3 separate regions of the Homo sapiens genome follow, and regions 1 and 2 are each linked to region 3. The links are chromatin loops, found by intact Hi-C in ENCODE. Cell type or tissue: mammary epithelial cell. All regions are shown on one strand.

What was found. A loop is a pair of places that touch in the nucleus more often than their neighbours do. Peaks named below come from ENCODE experiments on the same cell type or tissue, not always from the same donor. Only the 100,000 strongest peaks of a DNase experiment are listed, where the experiment ranks them.
Region 1: it touches region 3 in a loop (8-fold over the local background); 34 of 110 quality-filtered maps call a loop at or near these places.
Region 2: a loop joins it to region 3, with 12 times the contacts of the local background. A loop is called at or near these places in 35 of 110 quality-filtered maps.

The regions. Positions count from the first base shown.
Region 1 is chr15:62,068,723-62,076,722 of GRCh38, forward strand. It overlaps C2CD4A (C2 calcium dependent domain containing 4A), which reads left to right. Exons shown (of 2, transcript NM_207322.3): 2 at 1-2,195. The coding sequence ends at 1. Among named protein-coding and RNA genes, the nearest start is that of C2CD4A, 5.7 kb to the left of the region's middle. RefSeq lists a silencer at 1-84. In mammary epithelial cell, a CTCF peak has its summit at 3,184 (motif pointing left); a DNase peak (open chromatin) is centred at 7,369; H3K27ac peaks cover 288 bases.
Region 2 is chr15:61,867,371-61,875,370 of GRCh38, forward strand. It overlaps VPS13C (vacuolar protein sorting 13 homolog C), which reads right to left. Exons shown (of 85, transcript NM_020821.3): 77 at 7,506-7,581; 78 at 5,876-6,039; 79 at 4,619-4,664; 80 at 2,130-2,253; 81 at 1,289-1,403. All of the region lies in intron 2 of LOC124903501 (a long non-coding RNA gene), which reads left to right. Among named protein-coding and RNA genes, the nearest start is that of LINC02349, 140 kb to the left of the region's middle. In mammary epithelial cell, a CTCF peak has its summit at 4,738 (motif pointing right); no DNase peak of the experiment used is centred here.
Region 3 is chr15:62,303,661-62,311,660 of GRCh38, forward strand. It overlaps MIR8067 (microRNA 8067), which reads right to left and starts at 1,074; the gene lies at 998-1,074. In mammary epithelial cell, a CTCF peak has its summit at 3,431 (motif pointing left); DNase peaks (open chromatin) are centred at 3,411 and 4,061; H3K27ac peaks cover 460 bases.

The sequences.
Region 1 (8,000 bases), 230 kb before region 3:
AGGGCCCAGCCCTCCCCGGGGCGCTCTGCCCGGGGGACTCCGGACACTGACAGCCGCGTGGTACAAAATAAACGTGTATTTGTTGTTCTTATCAGTCCCGTTTCAGTACAACACTGGCAGAGATGATTCTAGATTAACTATCCCAGTAAAAGATATGATATTTTCCATAGATACCTCCAGAATTTTTTTCAGCAAATGGAATGGTTCTACAGTGTTTCCCAATATAGACAGCCATTTGCATACCATATGTACCACACACGCCTAGGAAATAATGAATCACATGAAGTGTTAGAACTAGAAAGTGTCTTGGCGATCTGTTTGCTCCAATCACCTCATTTTAAAATTGGTGCTTTCCACAACATGCATGGAGACCATCTTGGAGCATTTACTTTTGAAGCATTTTGTTTAAGACCCCGGATAAGAAAATGAGGGCAAAAGAGGTGAAGTGACTTGTCCAAGATCAACAGTGAATTATTAGTTGGAACGCCAGCCTGATACTCCTAGCTATATCTCACTGGAAAAGCATTGGAGAAAATGAAACCATTTTAATATTCTAAGCTTAAATAATAGTTATAATAGGCTAGGTGTGGCGGCTCACGCCTGTAATCCTGGCACTTTGGGAGGCCGAGGCGGGCAGATGGCTTGAGCCCAGGAATTTGAGACCAGGCTGGGCAACATGGGAAGACCGCGTCTCCATAAAAAATACAAAATTTAGCCGGACGTGGTGGCACGCACCTGTAGTTCCAGCTACTCTGGGGCTGAGGCGCAAGGATCACTTGAGCCTGGGAGGTCAAGGCTGCAGTGAGCCGAGATCGTGCCACTGCACTCCAACCTGGGCAACCGGAGTGAGACCCTGTCTGCAAATAATAATAATAATAATAAATAGTTTTACAAGCGTTAATTTATGTTTTAACCCCCAAAAGGAGGCACTGCTATGCCCATTTTACAGATGAGGATATTGAGGCACAGAATAAAGAGCAGAGCCAGAATTTGAACCTAGACAATCAGCATTTCACTCATTACTCTTATGTAGGTAATACCACAGTGTCTAAAGGGCTCGCTATTAAAGTTGCGAGTATTGTGCAACTTCTCTCTGAAACTGTTGACACTGAAGTTCGTGTCTACTTGTATTCCTCATCCTGCTTTTGGTGAAAAAACAAATTGCTTGAAATGAATAATTTATTATCTCATGCTAATAACTTCAGGCATTGAGATGAGCTGATGGGTCTAAAGCTCTGAGGAGGAAGCTAACCGGCCTCAGAATCATAGAAATGGGTGCCAGCCTTGTTGTAACCAGGTGAGTTTATCTGCTGGAACAGGCAGTGGAGAGTGTACAGATAGCATGGTTTTACCTCTGGCTTCTGATAATAATTCCAGATTTAACAATCCTGTTTTAGAGGACGATTTTCCCTCATCCCTTGAATTCACTGCCAGCAGGGCATTTTTTTCTTTTTTTTATGCAAATAGGAAAATGCATCCTAAATGAGGGTTTAAAAAATTGAAAATATTTAAATATACAGGATGGTGTTAAATATGACTCCATTATCAATCTGGATTCAGAAATGGTTTCTGCTTTATTTTATTTCATTTTATCTTTTAGAAACAAGGCGTCACTCTGTCACCCAGGCTGGAGTGCAGTGGTGTGATCATAGCTCACTGCAGCCTCTACCTCCTGACACAAGCTGTCATCCCGCTTTGGCTTCTCAAAGTGCTAGGATTATAGGCGTGAGCCACCATGCCCGACCAGTTTCTGCTTTTATTAAAATTGTTCACAGTTTTATACATTCATGTTCATTAAAAATGCTATTTAGAAAAGAGTTTGATAAAATAAATATTATACAAAATTCGAAGAAAAAAGAAAAGAGTTTCTGTTTCAGTCACAAATTAGGGTTATTGTGATGTGTATTTATGATGACCATTGAACAAATGTGAAGAATACTGTGAATTCTATGACTTTATCAAAATCAGCCACATCCAGGAGCTTGCAGTTGTTGACCAAATGAATGATGACATAGAGTAGTTCAGATCTATCATGTGCTCTTCTATCTAATCAGTCAATATTTCCTTGGCCCTCAAGCCAACATTCATTTTTTATGTATAACCTTCTTCATGATTTTGAAATTTTGATAGGGTAACTGCTAATGAGTTCACAAATGTAGCACTTTAAAAGGAAAATAAATGGAGAGTGAAAACAACTTGGCTACGTATAATTGTGGGTTTTAATTTTTCTGTTTTTAAAATAAAAAATGGCATTGATAGTTTCAATAGCCCAAGTTTTTATTCCAGAAGATGTTGCAATAACTGTTGTCACTAGATTATATACATGTCATTTTATTAAGTAGATTTTTTTTCGTGAAAGTAAATCAGTGCATTTGAGGGATCTAAATTTTTTATGAAATAGTGGTGGTGATTTCCAAACAGAATCACCATTAATGGCAAGTTATGGTTGATCAAATAACCTGAGTCTAATCAAAAAGGTTTTAAAGGGGCTGAGATAGAATCATAAATGATAAAATCATAAAATTTTAGAGTTGAAAAGAACTTTAATAATCATTTTGTGCCGGGTGCGGTGGCTCATGCCTGTAATCCCAGCACTTTGGGAGGCCGAGGCAGGCCGATCACAAGGTCAAGAGTTTGAGACCAGCCTGACCAACATAGTGAAACCCTGTCTCTACTAAAAATGCAAAAAAATTAGCCGGGTGTGGTGGTGCACACCTGTAATCCCAGCTACTCGGGAGGCTGAAGCAGGAGAATCACTTGAACCCAGGAGGTGGAGGTTGCAGTGAGCCAAGATCGCGCCACTGCACCCCAGCCTGGACAACAAAGCGAAACTGTCTCAATAAATAAATAAACAAATAAATAAGTAAATATTTAAAAATAATCATTTTGTGCAAATCTATATCATAGAAGTGGACCAGAGAAGCAAATTTTAGATTGCCCCAAATCACACAGTCAGTAAAAAGAGCTGAGACTAGAACCAATTTGATTTTCATTTTGCTCTTCAATCTAATGGCTCTTTGACTACTAATTCCAGGAAAAGAGAAACACTGTACATCACTAATCTAATCTAATGTTTTTGCATTCAAGAAATCTTACTTGCAATACAAATGTTTGGGATAACATTAGCCTTTCTGGGGCAAATTTAAATTTCATTTACACTTTACTGCCCTCTAGTGGATCCCTCAAGTGTTTTGTCAATTGGCTCTACCCCTATTATTAGATATTAGACCATTTCAACTAAAGGTCAATCTAATGCCAGGACCCTATTTTCTTGAAGACCTTTGCTAATATTAGATTGTAGTGAAGATTCACATTGCAAAGTAACTTAATACACCTATCTGAGAGCACAAGGTGGCAAAAATATTTTAGATTTAAATAAAGAGGGGAAAACTTTTTCCTTTAATAATGAAGTTGGGAGTGTGTGGCAATAGCATGTTGGTTACAGAAAACTGCTTTTAATAGTTCTCATGTTTCTTCTCATCAAGCTTTAGTACTCACATCTTCTCCATAAATGATATGGCATGATCTTGCTTCTTTGTGGTTTAAATATCTTTTCTTTGAACATATTCAAAGAAAAGCCCTACACAATAAACAGAATATGCCGGTTTAAATAGCATCAGTTGAGTAAAAATTTTAACACTGCATTGTCAGCTGGTTTTACAAAGATAATGTATTCTAACCTAAAATGCTAGCTTCAGTATGGCTCAAATATTCCCAGATGATAATTTCTTTGAATCTGATTTTCTTTTATACACACCTCAACAATTCACATTCTCCCCATATCCATCCCCAGCACTTAGTTTAACCATGGCATTTAAGAAACTGTTCTGCCTCCAGGCTTTTGAGTTCACAGAAAAAACAGATGCACGACAGCCCATGGTGTTTTGAAACCCAAGTTTTACTATTCTGTACATTCACGTAGCAAAATCCCATCAAATTAATGTCATAGACATTATAAGCCCATAATAAAATTCTTAGCTAAGAATTCTCCATAGCCCTACTGATTCTGCCTTCTATTACTGTAGATTAGTTCAATCTGTAGAATTTTATATACATGGAAAAATTAAGTATATATTCTTTTTGGGGGAATCTGGCTCCTTTCACTCAGCATTATTGAGATATATCCATGTTGTTGCCTATATCAATAGTTCATTCTTTATATTGCTGACTGGATGACTATCAAATGTCTAAACCCCAATTATTTTATCCCTTTATCTGTAACTGTTTTCCTTGCACTCATTATTTGTTTCTTTTTTCCCTTCTCCTCTTTTTCTGATTTCTCTGGTTTTAATTGAACATTTCATAGGATTTTACTTTATCCTCTTTCTTAGCATATCAATCATAGTTCTTTTTAAAATTTCTTTAGTGTTTGCCCTAGTGTTTGCATTATGCATTTGCAAGTAATCTAAATCCCTTTCAACTAACACTATACCAAGCTTGTCCAATCTGCAGTCCGTGGACGGCATGCGGCCCAGGATGGCTTTGAATACGGCCCAACACAAATTTGTAAACTTTCTTAAAACATTATACGATTTTTTTTTTGCTTTTTTTTTTTAGCTCATCAGCTATTGTTAGTATATTTTTTGTGGGGCCCAAGACATTCTTCTTCTAATGTGGCCCATGTCAAAAGATTGGGTACCCCTGCACTATATACTGCTTCATGGGCAGGTAGCTATATTATAATAGGGTATTCCCAATTCCTCCCTCCCTTCCCTTAACACATTGTAATTTATTTAATTTATCTGTTCTTTGGTGTCTGTCATTCATTTGGAAAAACTTTCATCCATTTTTACTTCATTTGCTTCATTCTCTCTTTCTTTTCCTCTCAATCACTCATATGTTACATCTTTTGGAATCATCACACAGTCTTGGATATTCTGCTCTTTTTTTTTCTCTTTGCATTGCAGTTTGGGAAATTTCTATGGACATGTCTCCAAGTTCATTGGTTATTTCCTTGGCCATGTCCAATCTATTAATGAAGCCATTTTAAATTTTCAACATTTCCTTTTGATTCATTTTTTAGGTTTTCCTGTCTCTGTTTACATTGCCCACATGTTCTTGCATGTTGTCTGCTTTTCCCATTCTAGCCCTCAACGTATTAATTATAGTTATTTTAAATTCCTGGTCGGACAGTTCTAAAACCTGTGTCGTATCTGAGTCTGGTTCTCTTGCTTTGTCTCTTCAGATCGTTTTTATCTTGTCTCCTAGTGTGCCTTATTGAAAGCTGGGCATGAATAATCAGATACTAGGAACTGAGGTAAATAGTGTGAGGCTTTATGTTTATCTGGAGGAGTTATGCTGTGGTTGCTCTTTGCTATAGCTGTAAGTATCTGCGGCCAGTTTCCCTTAATGTCCATGTTTTTATCTCCTCTGCTGTCTTGAGTATCCCTAAGAGCACCTTCTTACATAAAGCATCTGCCTTGAAACTCTTTCAGCTGTTATCCACTGATGTCCTGACCCCTGTTGATATGGTGGTAAATGTTGGGAAAGGAAAGCAGTCTATAACTCTATGATTAAATCTCAGTCTACTAGTGGACCATTGTCCTTGGGTTGAGACCTTCACAAATGTTTCTTAGCCTTTTTTCTCCAGGTGAGATGGGAAGGCTAGCAGGGCTCAAGTTGAGGAATTGCCCCTCTCCTAAGCTCATAAGACTCTGGTAAGGTCCTTTTCTCAAGAAGAGTAGATTTTTGTTATGGAAAAATGCTTTGAGAGTATTTCAAAATGATTACTGCTAAGTTTTCTCTTAGCTCTTCACCATGAGAACCTGGTGGGGCTTCTGGGAATAACCCATGAAAGTGCGCCACCTACAACACCCTTCCCCCAACCCCAAGACTGTGGATCGCAGGAGTATCTCATGCTCACATTAGTCCATACTCAGCCTCCAGGAATTTGTCAAAATAACCATTTAGTATTCCCATTAGTTTATGGCTCCAGTAGCTTCTGCTCCAGGTAAGCTGATCTTGGCTTGACTCTCCATGTCAGCTTGTTCCTCCAGATTTCAGGGTAGTGGTTTGCCTTGCTACATCTAATCTCTGATAGGTCTAAGAAAAATTATGAATTTTTAGTTTGTTCATTTTTGTTTTCTTATTGTAAGAATGGGAATGACAACTTTCAAGCTCTTTATATGGTGGAGTTCATTATGAGACAAGCTTAAAGGGAGGCTGACCCCATTTGGGAAGTTAGGCTTCCAGAATCAGTATCCATTCTCCTGCTAATAGATATTTAGATTATGTCCAATTTCAAGCTTTTATGAATAAAACTGCTACAAAAATTCATGTACAAGACTTTGCATGGTTGTATGATTTCATTCCTCTTGGGTAAATACCTAGAGTGGAACAGCTGGATCATTATATGGTAGCTGTATATTTAACTTTCTAAGAAACTGACATACTCTTTTCCAGAGTGGTTGTGTCATTTTACTTTCTTACCAACAAGGTGTAAGAGTTCTGGTTGCTCAACACCCTCACCAACACTTGCACAATAAGGAACTTTTGAAGGAAATATATACAGACGGTCCCCGACTTAAAATTGTTCTACTTAACAATTCTTTGACTTCACAATGGTGAGCAAGCGATATGTATTCAATAGAAACTGTACGTTCGAATTTCGATGTAATGTAATCATCATTATCTTGGTATAAGATATTCAGAAAATATGCGGGTCCATTAAAGAAACCTGGAACATCAAGATTTTTAAATATTCAGCGATGATTCCACAGCTTTAGTGTTCAGTAAGAGTTACTGTGTTTCTTTCCAAAACTCATTAATTTAGCCATTTAAAACCAATACAGATAGGCCGGGCACGGTGCCTCACGTCGGTAATCCTAGCACTTTGGGAGGCCGAGGCGGGTGGATCACGAGGTCAGGAGATTGAGACCAGTGTGGCCAACATGGTGAAACCCTGTCTCTACTAAAAACACAAAAATTAACCGGGCATTGTGGCTTGCATGTGTCTGTAGTCCCAGCTTCTCAGGAGGCTGAGGCAGGAAAATAACTTGAGCCCAGGAGGCGGAGGTAGCAGTGAGCCAAGATCGCGCTACTGCACTCCAGCCTGTGCAACAGAGCGAGACTCTGCCAAAAAAAAAAAAAAAAAAAAAAAAAACAGATAAAGAGATCTATCATACAGCAGGATCAAATTTTGTGAGAGTCAATTAAAGGAGATAACAATTACATAATCTGAGAAAAGTCTGACTAGAGATGGGGCTTAGACACTCTCTTGCTTTTCTTTTATGTAGATTGATAAAGTCTACTTTTGTCAAGGAGCCGACAATCCCTCCTTTCCTTTCTTTATTATCCTGCAGCTGGTGGAGCAGAAATATGAACCATGTAGTGACATCAGAGGTAGAATACGGCTGCAGAGCCGGTTTCTAACAGTCATGAGTCAAAGGCACCACTCCACCTACAAATCTGCGGTTGGATTGTGGGCCCTGGGCACTCTGTAGCAACTCTACAAACATCATTGTCAATAACAAATTCATTTCTTAAGCAGAGTTTAAATTCAAAGTCAGAGGAATGTGGGTTACAGATCTCAGCTGTCATTTATTAGCTGTGTCTCTTGGTCATATGAATTAGCCTTTCTAAATGCCATTTCTTCATTAGTAAAGAGGAGTAATAAATATTACCTACCACATGAAATCTTTGTAAAGATTTAAGTAGATAATACATTAGAAGTCCTCAGCACAGTGGCTAATATTTAGAACCACTCAATAAATATTAGCTCTACTTTTTGCTTCATAATAGATGATGTTACTAGATTTCTCTCCAAGCTTCTAGCATGTTCAATGGATGCTTATCTTAGAGCCAGGATCCTATAGCAAAGAGAGTTAGTAGACTAGTTATACTCATATGAGCCATTTGAGAAACATATGTGGTGCCAAAGTAAGTGTTACAAATAGTACTACAGACAGGGAGTCTTAAAAGAGGGAATCAGAAAATGAGAAACATCTCAACATTTTTATTTATTTATTTATTTACTTATTTATTTTTGAGATGGAGTCTCT
Region 2 (8,000 bases), 440 kb before region 3:
TCATGTGCCAACTATTTATTACTTGAGGTCTAAGGGCAGGCTCAGAGCAACTGACAATTCAATTATTAAAGCAGATGCTCCAGGTAATAGTCCCGTAACTTAAGCAAATTTAGAGCCATTTGTGAAACAGAAAGCTATGTAATTCCATCATCAAGACTCACAAACATAAACATATTAATTGGACATAATAATTGTCCTGTTTTTCAATTTTACCTGAAATGCACATGAACACCATAAGATAAAATTTTCGAAATGATAGTAACAGTATCTGCTTCTGAGCTCAATAAAGGCTTTCATCTATTAAACGCAGAAGAGAGCTGATTCTCTGCATCCTTTAATATTTTATACTAATCTCTTATTTCTGGACAGTATTACCAGGAATACCACAAGTTTTTATTTGTAGTCAATCCCACTACTATGAAAAGTTCAGATGGAGGTGAGAGTTTTAAAGAAAATTTCATTAAAATTGACAATGGAATTCACACACAGTCAATTAACACCACAGTTTGTTTTGATTTTTAAGGATGAAATCAAGTAGTAGTTTAGGAAACATTTATTCCTGTATTTCCAGTTCTTGCTGTGCAGGCAGAAAAACAAAGAAAATAAAGTTAGAAGCATGCAGAAAGATAGATAAAACGTAATCATATACAATAAAAACCAAAGGAAGAACAATTAAGAGGCATTTTATTTTAAAGTCAAGGTAGAAAAATATTAATACATTTCTTTTGGGGGAAAGCCTGTCATGGGAGAATAGCAATTTATATATGTATATATTATCAAAATATAATCAAGTTAAAACTAAAATAAAAGCCAAAAAGCTCTTAAATTTTTTTTAAGGTTTAACAAGATCATAATTATACATAATCTTTTATTCTCTCATCTAGTTCTAGTTACTGGAATAAATCTAGATTTACAAAGTAGTGCAAATAAATTAATTTGGTTGGGAGAAATGGAAGCAATGAAGTTCCAATAATCAGCTACAAAGCAGGAAAACAAAATTAACAATGTTAACTAAATGAGCTATCACAGAAATAGTGATATAGCCTATGACTTAACATTATCTTTTCTGCACACAAAAAAAAGCTTTGCTCCCATGTAGAAAAAAAATCATCTGTAATTTCCATTTAACACATGCTAAAATGAAAAACAATCAAATTCTACTCTAGAAACTATGTATAATACTTAAAGCAGTTCAAGAATCAGGAACTTTAAGAACCACCTAGGAAATCCTGGGCCTAGAAATCATTAAAATTCCATTTCACTCGTGACCATGAAGAACAAAATTTACCTCAAGTAAGTCAGAGCCCTCAGATTCCTGTCTGTCATAAGGACGAATGATGCCATCTTCATGGATCAGGCGAGGGGGACGGAGGCTAGATACTTCCTCAGTTGATTCTGCTGCCCTGAATAAGGCATCAGAGTAAGTGTAAGAAAATACGTGAGAGTCTTTCAAAATAATGTGTGTGTTGATTAAATACATAAATATTTCACAAAAAACAATCAGTAATTTTAAATAGCTTTCCCCAAATAATGCAAAAGTATTAAAACCAAGTCTGTCTGACTCCAAATCCCCCAACCTTTTCTAAAATAAAAAGAAATATCAAAATAATAAAAGCAGGGCCTAGCTCATCTACTCTTTGTATCCTTGGTGTCTAGCACAGGGCTTGGCACATGGTAGGTAATAAACATTTGTTGAATAAAAGAGAAATTTAGCCATAAAATATGTCTCTTTTCTTTTCTTTTTTCTTTTTTTTTTTTTTTTTTTGAGACAAAGTCTCCCTCTGTTGCCCAGGCTGGAGTGCAGTGGCACGATCTCAGCTCACTGCAACCTCCGCCTCCTAGGTTCACGCGGTTCTCATGCCTCAGCCTCCCGAGTAGCTAGGATTACAGGTGCCCGCCACCACGCCCAACTAATTTTTGTATTTTTAGTAGAGATGGGGTTTCACCATGTTCGCAAAATATGTCTTTTCTTATTCCTTTCTGGAGGCACTCTATGTTTTAAAGCTACCACAGCTTTCAATTAGACTTTAAGATCCTTAGGAGCAGGCAAATAATCTAATCTATTTATGTATTCCTTGTAATAATTAGCACACAGACACATACCTTGCACATAGTATGTACTCAATTACCTCTGAATGCCTTGGAAGGTACTACTGGCCATATCTACGATTCCACCAGTTGGACGGGCCACAGCACCCACAAGCCCTTTTCCAATTCCTTTAAAGAATCCAGCAGCTCCTTCCTTTTTGGCACCTTCAGAAAACCAATGACCATGAATGGATAAAGATATTTTTAAATGAGCAAGTTTGAGCTCAACCAAAACCTGGGCCAGATACTGAACTGTTTTACCCAGGAAGTTACAAAAATTTGGCTTTCTAAAGAAGTTAAATGTAATCCTAATGTGATAAAATAGTGGTTTCTCAAAGTGTGTTAGAAATGCGCATTCCTGGGCCCCACCCCAGACCTACTGAATCAGAAACTCTGGGGGCGGGGCCAGCATTTATGTTTTTCTAAGCACTCCAGGTGATCCTGACACATGCTCAAGTTTGAGAACTACTGATCTAGGAGTCTCATCAGTACCTGCAACTTGCAGGTGTAAGAAGGGACCAGTAAACATTCTCTTTTTTAATGCTGACCGTTAGATTTTTCAAGGAGTGTGCTTTTAAAAAAATATATAACAACTTTATTGAAATGCAATTCATATACCATAAAATTTACCATTTAAAATGTACAAATTAAATTTTAGGATAAATTAGCTTTTAGTATGTTCAGACTTCTACAACTATCACCACAATCCATTTCAGAAAATGTTTATCATTTTAAAAAGAAACCCCCTTTCCATTAGCAATCATTCCCTATTTCCCCCAGCCTCTCCCCACCAAATCTTACTCAGTGTACCTCCATTCCTCCCTGCCCCTCCCCACCTCCAGACTAGGTAACCACCTACAGATACTTTCTATCCCTATGGATTTGCCTATTCTGGACATTTCAGACAAATGGAATTATGTAATATGTGGTGTACTGTGACTTTTTTTTCTACTTAGCATCATGTTTTCAAGGTTCATCCATTTTGTAACAAGTACCAGTACATGATTCCTTTTTATGACTGAGTACTACTCTAATGTATGAAAATATCACCTTTTGTTTATTCATGTATCAGGTGATGGACATTTGGGTTGTTTCCATCTTTTGGTTATTTTGAATAATGGTGCTATGAACATTTGTGCACAGTTTTTGTTTGAACACCTGTTTTCAAATCTTCTGGGTATAAACCTAGGAGTAGAATTGCTGGGACACATGGTGACTCTGTGTTTAACTTTTTGAAGCACTGACAGACTATTTTCTTCCAAAATGACTGCATTATTTTACAGTCCCACTAGTAGTGTATGAGGGTTCCAATTTCTCCACATCCTCTTAACACTTGATTCTAGCCATCCCAGTAGGTGTGAAACGGTATCTCATAGTTTTGACTCGCATTTCCCTGTCGACTAATGATGTTTACCATCCTTTTATGTGTTTATTGGCCATATGTATATCTTCTTTGGAGAAATGTCTATTCATATCTTTTGCTCATTTAAAATTGTGTTGTCTTTTTATTGTTGATTTTTAATAGTTCTCTATATTTTCTAGATATGTCTTTTATCACATATATGATTTGCAAAAATTTTCTTCCATTCTGTGGGCTGTCTTTTCCCTGTCTTCATGGTTGTCCTTTGAAGCACAAAAATTTTAAATTTTGATGAAGTTCAATTTATGTATTTGATGAAGTCCAATTTATGTATCTTTTCTAGCAAAGTTTTGCCTAATCCAAAGTCATGAAGATTGACTCCTATATTTTCCTCTGAGTTTAATGGTTTTGCTCTTACATTTAGGTATTTAATCCATTGTGAACTCATTTTTATATATGGTACAGGTAGGGGTCCAATTTTGTTCTTTTGCTCATAGATATGAAGTTGTCCCAGCAAATTTCTTGAGGACGGTTCTTTCCTATTGAATTATCTTGACATCCTTGTCGAAGATCAGTTAACCATAAGTAAGAGTCTATTTCTGACTCCTTCTGAACTCTATTTCTGAATAGTATCCCACTGTTCTATATGTCTATCCTTATGTTAGTACTACACTGTCTTAGTTACTGTAGCTTTACAGTAAGTTTTCAATTTGGGAAGTAGAAGTCCTCCAACTTTGTTCTTTTTCAAGACTTTTTTTTTGGCTATCTGGGATCCCTGGAATGGCCATATAAATTTTGGACTTGGCTTGTCAATTTCTGCAAAGAAACCAACTGGGATTTTGATAAGGGTTGCACTGAATAAGCAATGTGCTTTTTTAATGGGATAAAAACAACAACAGCAAAACTGAGTAAATTGCTACTGAGGACCCAAACAAATCTAGTTTATCTCTGGCCCTGCTAAAAATAGCATTCAAAGTCTGAAGCATGATCTACTACTTAACCTCTCTGCTTTCTAAGGAAAATACATTCATTGAGCAACTTAAGGCTACGAATATAAAATTCAGTCAGTAATTTTCTCAATCAAGTATATAGCAGCAATAACATCTACTATGTTTACTAATAGCATCAAGTCTTCAGACTTTGTAAAGGAAGGAAATATTTTCAACATACCTTCCACAGGTTTTGTTATTATTCCAGTCACTCCACCAACAACTCCCTGAAAGAGAAATCAATCATATAGTTTAGACTGAATGGAAGGTGTTTAATTTTAAACCAACCACTAGAGGTCTCTACAGACATACTGGAAATAACAACAACAACAACAAAAATTGAAGACTTAACTTGATAATGTGAACAACATACACATATAAGTTAGCACTATGATTTTTCAAATATCATATCACAGCAAATCTTAAATGAAAGCATTTTATAAATTTTATAAAAGAAACAGGAGTAAAGCAGGTAAAAGGATTTTAAATCTGGCTATGACACCAATCAGCTACGTAACCATGGGTAGCTGAAATCTCTTTAAGTCTCAGTTTCCACATCAGCAAAATGAGTGAGTTGAGCCAAATAATATTTACTATCTAATTATAAATTTTAAGGGGATTACATTGTAACTTAGTGGAAGTGTAGAAAACTGAAAATAAAGGGCCCTCCCAGGGACAGGTAATAACCTGGCAAATAAAGTGCCTTAGTAACTGTAACACCCAACATTACAAATTACTATCAAAAAACACAGCAGTTTCCTGAAATTATTTCCAAAATTAAAACATGAATATACTAATACATTTTTAATCATTATGAAGTAATGGTAGTAAAATACCTGTATATTCTATGAACACACAGAAAGAGAACTGATGGATACACACTTAAATTGGAAACAGATGAGATGATTAGGGTATTCTAGCCTTACTTATAATGTTTTATTTACTTATTAACAATAACTTTTAAGTTCTTATAATTATAAGAATATTCATACATCACCTATATAATTAAGCAGTATTCATATATTACCTATATAATTTTAAAAGTATTAAAAAGTAATGAAAGGCAGTTCCTGGATTATCAACAATTAATTTTCACACATCCCTTCCACAGAAACAGTCAATTGCTGATGACCTGCAGAGCTCCTTCTCCCTCTAGTTTCCATAGGTACCATGTATCTCTGCTTCTCACTTCCTCGCCTTCTACACCAGTACTACCCTGTCATCATTACAGTTTTATGAAATCTGACAATTCAGGGGATAGATCTGGTGGTGACAATGGGGAAGGGGAGCAAAAAGGAAACTGGGAAGTCCATCATTTATCATTCTTTCTATTCCTACAGGCCTAGACTCATAAGCAGCATTCTAAGTTTCACACAACCAGCTAGAATACACTTTTTTTTAAGTTGCAGATTTCTTAAAGATTCAGCAAAGAACTTACTCGCAGAAAGCCCTTTCCTCCTCTGGCCAGGCTGTCTCCAAAATCTCTGGGCTGTCGACTCAACTCTTCTCTTCTTTTTTGCTGATATTCCTTGTCCATTGTAATTGCTGCCAAACCTTTCCCAACAGAACCGGTGATTCGAGATACAACTCCTGCTGCACCACCTATCAAAGACAAGGGATTAATTTCTAGAATATACAAGGAACTATACAAGGAACTCAACAGCAAGAAAACAAATAATCTGATTTTAAAATAGGCAAACGATCTGAATAAATATTTCTGAAAAGGAGACATACAAATGGCCAACAAGTATATGAAAAAATGTTCAAGATCAATAATCATCAGGAAAGTGCAAATCAAAACCACAGTGAGATATTATCTCACCCCAGTTAGAATAGTTATTATAAAAAAGACAAAAAAAATCACAAACGCTGTCAAAGAAGTGGAGAAAAGGGAATGCTTACACACTGAGAGTGGAAATATAACTTAATACAGCTATTATGGAAAACAGTATGGAGGCTCCTCAAAAAACTGAAACTAGAACTACCGTATGATCCAGCAATCCAACTACTGGGTATATACCCAAAAGAAAAGAAATGAGTATATCAAGAGATGTCTGCACTCCCATGTTTACTGCAGCACTAGTGACAATAGCTAACATATGCAATCAATCTAAGTGTCTATCAACGGATGAATGGATAAAGAAAATGTGATACACACACACACACACACAAACAGAATACTACTCAGGCATTAAAAAAAATGAAAACCGGTCATTCACAGCAACTTGGATGAGCCTGGAGGACATTATGTTAAGTGAAATAAGTCTGGCACAGAAAAACAAATACTGCATGTTCTCATTCACATCTGACAGCTAAAGAAGTTGAACTCATAGAATTAGAGAGTAGAACTGTGGTTATTAAAGGCTGAGATGGGTAGGGGGAGGAGAGGATAGGGAGAGATTGGTTAATGGATACAACATCACAACCAGATAGGAGAATAAGTTCTAGCATGCTATAGCACTGTAGGGTGACTATAGTTAACAACAACTTATTGTATGTCTTCAAATAGCTAGAAGAGAGGGTCTTGAATGTTCCCAACACAAAGAAATGATAAATGTTCGAGGTGATAAATATGCTAATTACCAGATTTGATCACTACATATTGTATACATTTATCAAAATATCACTCTATACCCCATAAATATATACAATCATGTGTCAATTAAAAATAAAATAATTTTTTAAGGCTCAGAGAAGTTACATTGTTTATATAAACAGCATTATCACAATATATAGCATGCAATTGCTTTAAACTAATAGGTGCTTAAAATTCTGTCTCATACAAAAAATGCAGAAATTAACTTTTCCCATCTAACAAGAAAAGGAATAAAATTATTTAATTTAAATGTAAAATTATTTGCATTTATTCAACACTACAAAGACATATTAAAAAACCAGCAGTCTACTGTTATTTTTCATTTAAAAACATGGGAAACATGTCTTTTAAAAGGGATTATTAAGAAAGTGATCCCTCCTTTATTAAATAAAAGCATTTGTTTTTCATAACAACGTATTTCATAACAATATAATAAAAAATATACACATATACACAAATATGTGATACATACCTACTGTGTGTCCAAAGAGGCTTCTCACTCCAATCACTAACCCCTCTGCAAATTCTTCAGGGCCTTGAACAGCACCCTGGCAAAAAAAAATAAAAAATAATCTTATTATTTAAAATTTAAGTTTCAGACTTTTACTTTAATAGTTCAGGGTTTGCAAGAAGAATCCAAATCTGTAAAAATCCATAAACATTGTGATGAATCAATTTTCACTTCTACCCCAAATATGGATAGAATATCTATTGTGTTTGAAGACACTTTCAACCTACATGATCTTAGCAAATTCTTTAAGTCAAAAATTGGATAGGTATAAATCACTGGCTTCAATTACAATTTGAAGTTGGCCTCCCAGAACTAAGTTTCATCAAATTGCTAAAACAAGATGCAGTGATAACAAGAGTAAGAGCCCACAGATTTTTTTACTGTCTTATTCTCTCATTTATTTTCTCTGCTTTATTCTCCGAAAACCCTCATACACTGGGCTGGCTGCTAGACCCT
Region 3 (8,000 bases):
AGTTTTCAATATGGCACATGGGCTTTCGGCTACATTAAACCTGTGACAAAAAGCGCTCATTTGAGTCAGGCTGTCACTGTAGCTAACCATGCATCCAGTGAAGTTTCCTAAATTGTTGCAAGCTGAACTGATCAACTCATGAGTCCTAAGATCAGTTCAGCTTGCAACAGTTTAGGAAAGGACTCCAGAGGCCACAACCACTAATGCAGATGTGGAACGGGCTCTTGAAACCCCCAGAGGTGACCAGCAGAACCATAGCCAGACTCAGACTAAAAAGGGCATAAAGCACTACTTTAGATACCGCATATAAGAGGAATCATATAATGATTGTCGTTTTGTGACTGGCTTATTTCATTTAACATCTTCAAGTTTCATCCATGTTGTAGCATTTACAGAATTTACAGAATTTCCTTCCTTTTTAATGCTAAAAATATTCCACTGCATGTATATACTACATTTTGGTTATCCATTCATGCATCAATGAATATCTGGGTTGCTTCTATCTCTTGGCTATTTTGAATGATACTGTTATGAACATGGGTGTGCAAATATCTCTTTGAGACACTGCTTTCAATTGTTTTGGATATACACCCAGAAGTGAGATTGCTTGATCACATGGTAGTTCTATTTTTAATATTTTGAGGAATCACAATAGTTCATTAATTTTGATTGCTGAACAATGTTCTGTGGATATACTATATTTTGTTTATTCATACATCAGTTGATAGACATTTGACTTGTTACCACTTTTTGCCCATTAAAAGCGATGCTGCTACGAACATTCATGGGCAGGTCTTTGTGTGGACATATGTCTTTATGTCTCCTGGGTAGATACGAGTGGAATTTCTGAGTTGTATGATAAATTTATCTGTAACTTTTAAAGAAATAGACACACTATTTTTCCAGAGCGGCTGCACCATTTTGCATTCCCACCAGCAATATATGAGGGTTCCCATTTCTCCACACCTTTGCTAACACTTGTCTGTCTTTCATTACTGGCTGAAAGTCTCAAGAAAGACTGTGCACTCAGGATCATCTTTATGACTAAGTTTACAGTTTCTAGGAAACACAGAAGGATAGTAGGGCAAGTTTTAAGACATCAGAGGAAACCAACAGACAAATCCAGAATAAGGGACATTCCATAATGTGTAAGACAATTGAAGCATGGTCTCTTCAAAGAGTCTTTTTTTTTTTACAAAGAACTGTTGGCCAGGTGCGGCGGCTCACGCCTGTAATACCAGAATTTTGGGAGGCCAAGACGGGTGGATCACGAAGTCAGGAGTTCAAGACCAGCTGGGCCAAGATGCTGAAACCCTGTGTCTACTAAAAACACAAAAATTAGCTGGGCGTGGTGGCAGATGCCTGTAATCCCAGCTACTTGGGAGGCTGAGGCAGGAGAATCGCTTGAACCCGGGAGGCGGAGGTTGCAGTCAGCTGAGATCACACCACTGCACTCCAGCCTGGATGACAGAGCAAGACTGTCTTAAAAAAACAAAAAACAAAAAAACAAAAAACTCTCCTATATTAAAAGAGACTAAAGAGATGTGGCAACCAATGAACCAATGCATGAGTTTTAATTGGATGCTAGTTTCAGAGGGAAAACATCTTTAAGAGATATTTTGGGAACACACAGGTAGACAAAGCAAATGTGGCAAAATATTAGCAACTGTTGAATCTTCCTGTTGGAAATATGCATGTTTATTATACTATTCTTGTATGTTGACAATTTTTATGAATAACTTTTTAAAATCTCATTTGAAGACAGACAAAAAATAACTCCAGAGCCAATATATCCTGCTGGGCAGAAATATCAAGAAAATATCTTTGGTCAGCCAGTATGCTAGCCTCTACTTCTGTCACATTTTCTAAGTCCTCTTCCAGGTATTATTACCTTCTTGTCGGTAACATCCTTCCTGGAACCCCAGGGATAAGCAATGATGTGACCACTGATCCTCCTTTCCCTCCCACCTCTTTGAGAACTTCAGACAATTTAAAAAGAATAAATGGTGACTGAACATAGATAACCCTCTGGGAGAGAATTCTACAGAGTTCTCTCCGACCTCATAATGCAGCGTTCTAGTTGAGAATCCACAAGGTGAAATTTCCATATTCAGCACACATTCCTTGTCCTGTCCAACCTTTGGCTCATAACTTGTTACTTTTCATGTATTTGTGTATTTGCCCCCCTTACCAACCTCCATGAGACGGGAATTCATCTTTAGATCGCCGATAGGGCCGGGGGCAGTGGCTCGCGCCTGTAATCCCAGCACTTTGGGAGGCCAAGGTGGGTGGATCACCTGAGGTCAGTATTTAGAGATCAGCCTGGCCAACATGGTGAAACCCCATCTCTACTAAAAATACAAAAATTAGCTGGGTGTGGTGGCACGTGCCTGTAATCTCAGCTACTCAGGAGGCTGAGGCAGGAGAATTGCTTGAACCTGGGAGGCGGAGGTTGCAGTAAGCCGAGATCGTGCCACTGTACTACAGCCTGGGTGACAGGGCGAGACTTCGTCTCAATCAATCAATCAATAACTATAGCATGTAGCATATGTACTGTACACAAAGTAGGTGTAAATATTTCTACTGAATGAGTGAATGAATGAGTGAATGAATGAATGGATGAAATTCTGAAGTTCGGGGAGGACTTACCCAGGAAGAACACAGTGGGCAACACAGAAGGAGCTGATACAAAGAAGCAGAGAGATTTTTCTGAAGATATCTGAAGGTACCGTCTATGTACACATAGATCTTAGAATCGGGAACCAAAGGACACTGAGAGCCCTTGGAAACCATTAACCTTTCTTGCCCGCCCGCAGCACAGCTGGTGTAAGCTCTTTCGACTCAGTGAGAAATATCCCTTTCTTAGCTTTGAGGACAATGCTTGTTTTTCCCATTCATTAAAATGCATACACCTGCAAAAATCAATTTTTTTTTGATGATGGTGCAGTCAGGATCGGAACACCATTAAACTGTTCCTGCTGCTGCTAATTAGAATTAACTCATTAGCACAGAGGGCTAAGCTGGAGGTGCCAACAGCTCAGCTTCCTGCTTCACCTCTCTCTCTGCTGACAGACCAGGAAGGAAATGAAATATACTTAGTTGAAACGATCTAGTGGCTTCGCAGGAAACGGGTCTTGCCAGATTTCAGGGCCTTCTGCTCTTCACTGACCTGGAAGAAAAGAGTTCCACTCATGAATTCTAAGGAAATTTATCCTCAAAATGGGAACTTGGAAGAGACAACCAGAAAACACCAGTACTTATAACGCTCTTTGGAAGACGTCACTCATCTGGGTCAGGCGCAGTCGTTCTAGCTTAACTCATGTACACTGGTAACCTAGTGCTCCCAGGCCTTGCGGAGCAGTCCTGCACAAGGCCCTTAGGAGACGGAGGTTACAGGAAAGGCCGGCAGCTTTATTTTGTAAGACTAGCAGAGCCACCTTGTGGTTGCTTTAGAAAATTGTGTTTGAGACTGCGGTCTCAAACACTAGAAACAGCATTAAATGATGACCCCAGAGGCAGGAGACGCAAAAAGGAGGAAAGCAGCCAGTATTACCAAGGAAACTTGGAAGCAGAGATAGTAGCATTAAAAAAATTAGTTCTGTTGACAACTATGTTTAAGCAATTTTGAGTTAAAGTTAAAACAACTTCCTCCTCAGACCCTCTAAGATGTTCTCATTGATTGTGAAGCTCTAACAGCAGTATATTCAGCAGTATTTTAAGGATTAGTATGTGTGATCTGAATTTGATAAACACTCTTTAGAGCCACATGGTGAATTACACAAAAATCACACCTGTCAGTACATGAAAATGTTCCTCCATTATTAGAGAAATCTAGTTACTAGAAAACAGTAATGTTCTTTGATGACACTAGCCTGGAAGGCTCAAGTGTGGATTCTTTCAGCTGTACAGTTCCTTCAGGTGTATTTGATCTAATTCAAGCAGGGCATTCCCTTCCAACACTCCTGAAAGATGGTCACACAGGCAGTGGCTGACAATGCCGCGGGCCCCAGCATGTTTGGAGCTCATCAATGTGAAGTGACTCATTCCCTCTGTGTTCAACTCTGTAGGAATTTCTTATATTGGGCTGAAGTCAGCCTCTATGCCTTACATGAATTGGTCTTAGTTCTGCTATTTGAAGCTCCACAGAGTGACTAATCTTTTTCCTTCATGACAATCTTTCAGGAATTTGAAGAGTTGTTATGTCATCTCATCTCAAAATCATCTCCAAGGAAAGCTACCCCAGCATTTTCTATCACCTATAATAGTACCTGGATGTGGTTTTCAGACTCTTCAACCTCCTGGTTACCCTCCTAAAAGCACTTCCTCTGCCTCAGTGTCCCACTTAAAAAGTGTGTGACTTGGAATTGGATACAGCACTTCAGAGCAATGGGCAGTGGGACTACCCCGATATTATATACACAGAGAAAATATTTAATGAACTCTATAATTTTATCAAGGTGTTGAGCTTTTTGAGCACCAACATCTTGAGTAAAAAAAAAAAATCTTTTTACATAGTTGCTAAGCCAGGATTCCCACATTCTCTATGTTTGTACGTACATTGTTTTTTATAACATAAATGTCACACTTCATTCAGTCCTACTTAATTCAATTGGTGGTAACCCATCACTTTAGCTTCTGGAGATATTCTTCCCAACCACTGATTTATCTATTTGTTCACCCTTCCATTCATTCAATAAAGATTTATTGAACAGCTTTTATGTATTAATCATTTCTTAGGCTCTGGGGATTCAAAGACAGTGTCTGTTGCAAAGGAGCTTACTACCATCTAGTAAGAGAGCATTGGTAATTGTTTCTATAATGTCACTGGGTCCTATAGTTGTCACTGGAAACCTTTCTCCAAAATTAGACTGACCCACACCACAACTGTTTAGTTGGGGTACTTCTAGCAGATAAAACTTTATCTGAAGTTATCATGAGAAATTTATCAGTTGTCTTGCTGAAAACAAGATTAGGCCTACACTATTAAACCAGTAAAATGTTGCCGGGCACGGTGGCTCATGCCTGCAATCCCAGCACTTTGGGATCACGAGGTCAGGAGATTGAGATCATCCTGGCTAACATGGTGAAACCCCGTCTCTACTAAAAATACAAAAATTAGCCGGGCGTGGTGGCGGGCGCGCCTGTAGTCCCAGCTACTCGGGAGGCTGAGGCAGGAGAATAGCGTGAACCCAGGAGGCGGAGCTTGCAGTGAGCCGAGATCCCACCATTGCACTCCAGCCTGGGTGACAGAGCAAGACTCCATCAAAAAAAAAAAAAAAAAAAGAAGAAAGAAAGAAAGAAAATGTCTTCCACATTCAAAATGGATCAAACCCTAACATTAAATGCAGACACAAGTCAATTTAATTGTATATCAAATTGCTAACATAACACCAGAGAAAGTATAATCAATTCAAGTAATTTTTGAAAATAACATAATCTAAGTGAGTAACATCTTGTGGCCACAAATAACTGCAAAAAATCTTGAATTCACATAGTAGGTTTGTTGTTAGTAAAGCAACAAGTATAATTCTGAAACTATTTTGTATATAATTGCAGGATAAAACAAATAAATATATTGATATTTTGGAGAAGAAAATATCAAGCCTCTCACTGTAGGAGAATTTGGAATGAGTGTAGATGAAAAAGAACCCTGTAGTATTGGATTTGAATTGGAGATGTAATATAAAATCAATATTTTTAAAAAATATAGCATATACTCCAGGTATACCCACTGAAAGGGCTTCAAAGCAATGATATCCCAGTAACTGGGGCACTTGCAAGCATCATGACACTTCACCTCTGCATGTTTCGGCATGTATCTCCCAAGAACAAAGATATTCTCCTAAGGAACCACAATATCATTATGACATATAAGGATTTAATATTGATTCCTCTTTAAAAAGAATCAGGGCTTTTTAGAGCAATGGATGATTCCAGGAAAGTATAAGATGAGCCTGGAAAGTCTTACAATTCTAGAAGGTGAGGATACGTTCAAAGACTGATGGAGACATGCCAAAAGGACACAAGAGCCAGGTTCAGGAGGCTCCCATGGTCAACTTCAGGGCAGTTTGAGCACCAAAATCAATAATGAAGTAAAGGATTATAATGGACTAGATAAAAAGGAATCCATTTGTGTAGATACTATAAAACCGGGCTGGAGGGGAAGAGAAGAGATTCTTTTTTACTAAAGAATATCAGTTAATTTCCTAAGCACATAGATCATTCTCAAGGATAAACCATATGTTAGGTCACAAAACAAGTCTTAAAAGATCCAAAAATTGAAATTTGTCAATCATCTTCTCTGACCACAATGGAATAAAACTAGAAGTTAACAACAAGTGGAATTTTGGAGACTATACAAACACATGAAAATTAAACAATATGCTCCTGAATGACCAGTGGGTCAGTGAAGAAATTAAGAAGAAAACTGAAAAATTTCTTAAAACAAATGATAATGGAAACACAACATACCAAAACGTAGCAAGTAAAGCAAAAGCAACAATACTAAGAGGAAAGTTTATAGCTATAAATGTCTACATCAAAAAAGAGGAAAAACTTCAAATAAACAATCTAATGATTCATCTTAAAGAAGTAGAGAAGCAAGAGTAAACCAAACTTAAAATTAGTGGAAGAAATAAACATCAGAGCAGAAGTAAATGAAACTGAAATTTAAAAATAAAAAAAATCAATTAAACAAAAAGTTGGTTTCTTGAAAAGTTAAATAAAATTGACAAACCTTTAGCCAGACTAAGAAAAAGAGAGAGAAGATCCAAATAAAATCAGAAATGAAAAAGAAGACATTACAACTGATACTGCAGAAATTTACAGAATCATTAGTGGCTACTGTGATGTGAACAACTATATGCCAATAAATTAGGAAATCCAGAAGAAATGGACAAATTCCTAGACACACACAACCTATTATGGTTGAACCAGGAAGAAATCCAAAACCTGAACAGACCAATAAGAAGTAATGAAATTGAAGTTGTAAAAAAAGAGTCCCAGTAAAGAAAAGCCTAGGACCTGATGGCTTCTCTGCTGAATTCTACCAAACATTTAAGGAAGAACTGATACCAATTCTATTCAAACTATTCCAAAAAATAGAGGAGGAGGGAATACTTTCAAACTCATTCTAAGAGGCCAGTATTAACCTGTTATGAAAACCAGACAAAGATATGCCAAAAAAGAAAAATACAGGCCAATATCTGGTAAATATTGATGCAAAAATCCTTGTCAAAATACTAGCAAACCAAATTCAACAATTAGAAAATTCATTCATCATGACCATGTGGGATTTATCCCTGGAATGAAAGGATGGTTCAACACACACAAATCAATCAATGTGATACATCATATCAACAGAATTAAGGATAAAAACATATGATCATCTCAACTGATGCTGGAAAAGCATTTGATAAAATCCAACATTCCTTCATGATAAAACCTCTCACAAACTGGGGATAGAAGAAACATATCTCAACATAATCAAAGCCATATATGACAAACCTACAGCTAGTATCATACTGAATAGGAAAAAACTGAAAGCCTTTCCTCTAAGATCTGGAACACAACAAGGATGCCAACTGTCATTATTGTTATTCAACATAGTACTGGAAATCCTAGCTAGAGCGATCAGACAAGAGAATGATAGGAAAGGGCATCCATATTGGAAAGGAAGAAGTCAAATTATCCTTGTTTGCAGATGATAAGGTCTTATATTTGGAAAAACCTAAAGACTCCACAAAAAAACTATTAGGACTGATAAGAAAACTCAGTAAAGTTGCAGGATACAAAATCAACATACAAAAATCAGTAGTATTTCTATATGCCCACAGTGAACAAGGGGAAAAAGAAATTTTTAAAAATCTCATTTACAATAGTCACATATATAATTAAATAGCTAGAAATTTGCTTAACTGAAGAAGTGAAAGATCTCTACAATGAAAACTATAAAACATTGATGAAAGAAATTGAAAAGGACACCAAAAAATGGAAAAATA